Regions from separate parts of the Mus musculus genome. Here region 2 is linked to region 1. Evidence: chromatin loops called from intact Hi-C (ENCODE). Cell type or tissue: heart. All regions are shown on one strand. Links, peaks and the distances in the headings refer to the core of each region. The heading gives the core; the rest is flanking DNA.

Region 1 (2,912 bases), core at 238-2,737:
CTGCTTGGTCATATTTTTTGGCTTGTGGCAAAGTGACTTTTGGAACTCTGGCCATAGTCCTGTCTAAGGGAGAATGGGACAAGAATGGTGCTAGATGCCAGTTCTTTTGTGTCAGGAAAGCAAGGGACCTCAGGCTGACACTGCCCACTTCTTCATGTCCCCAAGAGACTTACTAAAAACAAGCAACAGGTGGTCACAGTTGGCTTAAGCCATCTGTGAGCCATCAGTTGGGGCTGAGCATGTTGCTGTCAGAATACTTTTGGGGTTTGGTGGACACCAGAGGAGAGGCAGTGGATACTGCGTAAGTAACCGTTGCCTAGGTAACCATGCTACACTACATCTCTACTACCTATATCCATTCAAATACAGACTTCCAAACACTTGGGGAAATCGGCCACTGCTTTAGGCACACATTGAATTATTAGTGATCCAAGGGTTATGCAGCTTTCTATCTCCTTTTCATTATTTTTATATATGAATCAAGTCCAGAGTCTCATGCGTGCCTGCACCCCAACTCCTTGGGAAAGGCTTTCCTTGCCTCACCCTCAGCAGGATAAGTAACTGAAGGGTGAAGAGGAAGGCTGGAGACTTGGAGAGTCTGTACAGCAAATCCTCAAACCTTCTGGGAGTGCTGTGTAGAGCTGGAGGGCAGCAAATCTTGTCAGAGTTTGTCACAGCTGGTCCTTCAGCCCGCCTAGCTCAGGACGGATGCGATGCAGGTCCTGGGTCATTTATGGCTGGGATGCAGTGCACATTGAGTGTGTGAGAGACTGCACTAGGCACTTAAGTTGTATCTGTGACTCAGCACTTTAAGAATTAGAAAACTTACGACTTAAGAGGGTTTTTGTTTGCTTGTCGTTCTTACTGGGGAGTTGGGGTGGATCCGCAGCATTACCTGTATTAAAGGGGAAAAAAAGGTGGGGGCTTTATTTCCTTCAAGGTCAAAACAGGCTGGCGGTTCTTTGTCTTTAAATGGGTAAACCTCAGCTATAGACGCAGCAGAAAATATGCCGAGTTCTGGTCTCTGACTCTGGTAGCAGTGGGCCACTGGAGTGGGCAGAAGCTATGTCACAATCCCTGTGCAAGTCCCCTCCCATTCCCAACCAGTATGGCCAGTGATAACAGTTCTCAGTCTGTGGTCTAAGACTCTTGGTCCCAAACAGCTTCCTAGAAGTCTTGGCACTGGGGGCTCACGGCTTTTCTTCTCTGGGTCCTTACAATGTTTTAATCCTTTAGCCTCAGTTTTTTCCCTCTCCCGTCTTCCCCCTCTCCTCTATCCCCTGTCTCCTCTGCCCTCTTCTTCCTTCTTAGCCTGGCCGCTCTCACACTGTCCACAGGCTCCAAATGCTGATCTTTATTACATGCACAGTGCAGCTCCTGCTAGGCCCACTAAGGTACTTGCCTTATGTGGCATGAGCCAGGTGCTGGTGCCTCTGCTATCCTCCCTCTATCCTGCCCACCCACACCCAAGCTCAAACTGAGAGTGGATAAGACCATTCTGACTAAGCCTATTATTGGGGCTGCTTTGCAGCAGAAATGGGGCAGCAAGGGATAGTGCCTCTCTGCTGACATGCTGAGTGAGCCTGAGTAGTCTGCTTGAACAGCTGTGGAGTGTGTGCATCATCACCGTTTGTTTTGGACAGTCAGCCTTGCCTCAGCACCAGTCAAGGATGCTTTGGATGTGAAACAACCAGAGCCTTCTCTAGGCACCAGTTACCGCTCTTTCTGTTAGGCCACCAGGGGGCGCTCTACTCCTCTAGCCAAGGTGGAAATAGTTCCAAGGTTATTTAGATTTCTAGGCTTACTGCAGCGAAGAATCTAGCTCAAACTGTTTCGCACAGCCTGACTGTGGTTCTATCAGTATCCATAATACCACGAGGACTGACACCAGTTCCAGTGCCAAGCAATAGGCCATCTCCTTCTTGGTCTGTGTCTTAGGGTTACTTAGGCTTGCTATGATAAAGAAGAAGAAGAAGAGGAGGAGGAGGAGGAGGAGAAGGAGGAGGAGAAGGAGGAGGAGGAGGAGGAGGAAAGAAGAAAAGAAGAAGAGAAGAAGAAGAAGAAGAAGAAGAAGAAGAAGAAGAAGAAGAAGAAGAAGAAGAAGAAGAAGAAGAAGAAGAAGAAGAAGATCGAAAGCAAGTTGGAGGGAAAGTATTTATTTGGCTTATACTTTCGCATCATAGCCCATCACTGAAGAAAGTTAGGAAGTTAGGGCAGAGACTCAAACAGGGCAGGAACCTGGAGGCAGAAGCTGATGTAGAGGCCGCGGGTAGGGCGTGTGTGGAGTGCTGTTTACTGGCTTGGTCAGCTTGCTATCTTATAGAACACAGGACCACGAGCTCAGGAATAGCACTACCCACAATAGGCTGGACCCTCCTTGCATCAATCACTAATTAGGAGAATGACCTACAGCCAGATCTGTTGAAGGTATTTCCTCAGTTGAGGATTCCTCCTTTCAGGTGACCCCAGTTTGTGTCAAGCTGCCATTAAATGGGCCAGCATAGCCTGACTTATTGCTCAGCTGTCTCGGTCACAGCTAGGGAGAATCAGCTGGCAGCATAGTGTAGCTGTTCCGAGGTATCTGCAGAATATTCATCATGTTCGGTGCTGGCATAAGGGTGGTCCCAGTTGTCTGTTAGAATGACAGTCTTTTTGTTCAAGGTAGCCAGGGCAGCAAGGGGGAGCGAGCTGGCAGCTGCTGACTCAGGAGCCAAACTGCCCCATCCCAGCTGCCTGAGATGATTTTGTAGGTAAAGATGCCCCTGCCAAACTTGGTGACCTGAATTCCATCAGGACCAACTTGGTAGAAGGAAAGAACCGACTCCTGTGGGTTGTCCTTTGACCTCTTGCACTTAGTCAGGCAGGCGCAGGCGCACACCAGAATAAATAAATGCAGGTTGTTGTCTCTGACC
Region 2 (2,912 bases), core at 1-2,500, 370 kb after region 1:
GATTACCCCAGGACTGAGAATCACTTAGACTGGAAGGCTGACTGTAATTCATAAGTAATGTTCTCTCATTCATTAGGAAAAATCACCAGCTCTTATAGTGTACATATTCAAGGCAGTTACACAATTGAAGTACTTTTGTGTGGAAAAGAAAACGTAAGATCCAGCATGCTATCCCATGGTGATGGTTTTGCATTTATCTGGTCTCTTTTCTAGCTGTCACTCAATTATGTGAGAGTTTTACCAGGTATGACAGAACTGAATAAAATAGTGTATTCACTAAATAAGCAAATAGTCAAATATATGTTATGTGTCCATTCAATAATCCACAATTCTTCCATAACCCTAAGGACTTCAAATTATATAAAATAAGTGATTTAAAAAAATCACGTGTCAATGTCAAAGCTATGAGGAAGTTAAAACTGCCAAGTTTGCAATAATCCAAACTGTAAAATGCTTCCTATAAGGAAGGAAGTGTAACACAAATTGTTGTGTGGCACATGAAGTAAATTTCAGATGTCAACATTTTTAAGGTGACAAAATTATTTTTTCAATGTGACGATGAGACCATACATGTACTAAATAAACAGAAATCATTTTCTCACTTAGCTTCTCGGAAAGCAACTAGTTAAATTTACGTTCCTTAAGCAAATTCGAGTCCCGGCTGAGAAGACTTATCGGTTCAAATAAATCAAGAGTGGCAGTCACTCCTGCTGGTTTGTAGTTAAGTCCCAGTTTCTTAGCAGAGGCCAGGTGGCCCTGAGCAGCCGCTTCCGGCGCTCGCCGCAGGCCCCGCCCCGGCCCCGCCCCCGGGCCCCCGCGCATTACCTCGGCTAGGCCCTGCGGCTCGCGGCCTCCTCCGATCAGCCAGCGCAGCATCGGGCCGGGGCGTCCGCGGCCCACGGAGCGAGGGCCGCCGCGGCGCAGGTGCTGGGGCTGCGGCCGAGTGAGCCTGGGGCGAGGCAGCGGGAAAACAGAAGTCTCGTTGGGGCGCCCGCACTGAAGGCCGCGACGGCGGAGGCGGAGGTTCCGCGTCCCCAGTGAGCACGCGCGTGGGCGCCGCGCGGTTGGCGCAAGAGCTCAGGTCGCTCGGGCGCCCCCTAGTGGGCGTGCGCTGCGGCCATGTCGCCGCAGGACCAGCGCTTGTCTAAATCCTGTGTAGCTACGGCGCCCCTTAAACACACTAGCAAGTCTCCTGGTTTCCCAACAGCCAGATGGAGAGGGTGTGCCTGCAGTAGACTTCTGCTCCTGGACGAATCTAGTGGCGTTCTTGTACACCAAGCAGCCAACATTGTGTGCCACAGAATAAGGACTGTACCAAACCCTAACGCCTCCCTTTTTACAGACCAAGAAACTGACCCGCTTAAAGATTAAGTAATGTGTCTAAAGATAAAAGCCAGCAGGTGGCCATGATGGAATTAAGACTTGCTCGGTAAACTTCAAAACCGGTTCTTACACATTGCCTGGACTGTCTTCCAAAGCAGGAAGTATAAAGCGAAGGAATCCGTTCCCTGGCTGTGCTGCTGAAACATGGAGCGACATTTCTAGCTCCAAACATTCTATGTCAGCCTCTAAATTTTCTTAATAGTTACACGACTGGTTATACAACCTGGCTTCGTATCAAAAATTACCTGGACACTTTTGAAAATGTAGACTAGGAAAAGCAATCTCTAGTTGGCACATAGAAATCAAAGTTTGAGGGGACTAATATCCAATATATATATAAAAAACCCAAGAAGGTAGACTCCAGAAAATCAAATAACCCCATTAAAAATGGGGCTCAAAGCTAAACAAAGAATTCTCATCTGAGGAATACCGAATGGCTGAGAAGCACCTGAAAAAAATGTTCAACATCCTTAATCATCAGGGAAATGCAAATCAAAACAACCCTGAGATTCCACCTCTCAACAGTCAGAATGGCTAAGATCAGGTGACAGCAGATGCTGGTGAGGATGTGGAGAAAGAGGAACACTCCTCCATTGTTGGTGGGATTGCAAGCTTGTACAACCACTCTGGAAATCAGTCTGGCAGTTCCTCAGAAAATTGGACATGGTACTATCGGAGGATCCCACAGTACCTCTCCTGGCCATATATCCAGAAGATGTTCCAACTAGTAAGAAAGATACATGCTCCACTATGTTCATAGCAGCCTTATTTATAATAGCCAGAAGCTGGAAAGAACCCAGATGCCCCTCAACAGAGGAATGGATACAAAAAATGTGGTACATTTACACAATGGAGTACTACTCAGCTATTAAAAAGAATGAATTTATGAAATTCCTAGGCAAATGGATGGATCTGGAGGGCATTATCCTGAGTGAAGTAACTCAATCACAAAAGAACTCAAATGATATGTACTCACTGATAAGTGGATCTTAGCCTAGAAACTTAGAATACCCAAGATATAAGTTACAATTTGCAAAACACATGAAACTCAAGAACAATGAAGACCAAAGTGTGGACACTTTGCCCCTTCTTAGAATTGGGAACAAAATACCCATGGAAGGAGTTACAGAGACACAGTTTGGAGCTGAGACGAAAGGATGGACCATCTAGAGACTGCCATATCCAGGGATCCATCCCAAAATCAGCCTCCAAACGCTGACACCATTTCATACACTAGCAAGATTTTGCTGAAAGGACCCAGATAGAGCTGTCTCTTGTGTGACTATGCCAGGGCCTAGCAAACACAGAAGTGGATGCTCAGGGTCAGCTATTGGATGGAGCACAGGGCCCCCAATGGAGGAGCTAGAGAAAGTAACCAAGGAGCTAAAGGGATCTGCAACCCTATAGGTTGATCAACAATATGAACTACCCAGTACCCCCCAGAGCTCCTGTCTCTAGCTGCATATGTAGCAGAAGATGGCCTAGTCGGCCATCAGTGGAAAGAGAGGCCCATTGGTCGTGCAAACTTT

What was found. Hi-C counts contacts between places; a loop is a spot of excess contacts. Peaks named below come from ENCODE experiments on the same cell type or tissue, not always from the same donor. Only the 100,000 strongest peaks of a DNase experiment are listed, where the experiment ranks them.
Region 2: it touches region 1 in a loop (4-fold over the local background); 2 of 42 quality-filtered maps call a loop at or near these places.

What each region holds. Positions count from the first base shown.
Region 1 is chr13:95,346,011-95,348,922 of GRCm38, reverse strand. No RefSeq gene overlaps it. Among named protein-coding and RNA genes, the nearest start is that of Snora47, 17 kb to the right of the region's middle. In heart, for the core only: a CTCF peak has its summit at 1,730 (motif pointing right); no DNase peak of the experiment used is centred there.
Region 2 is chr13:94,974,503-94,977,414 of GRCm38, reverse strand. It overlaps Wdr41 (WD repeat domain 41), which reads right to left and starts at 1,071. Exons shown (of 14, transcript NM_172590.3): 1 at 826-1,071. The coding sequence starts at 876. In heart, for the core only: no CTCF peak of the experiment used is centred there; a DNase peak (open chromatin) is centred at 1,084; H3K4me3 peaks cover 1,363 bases; H3K27ac peaks cover 1,095 bases.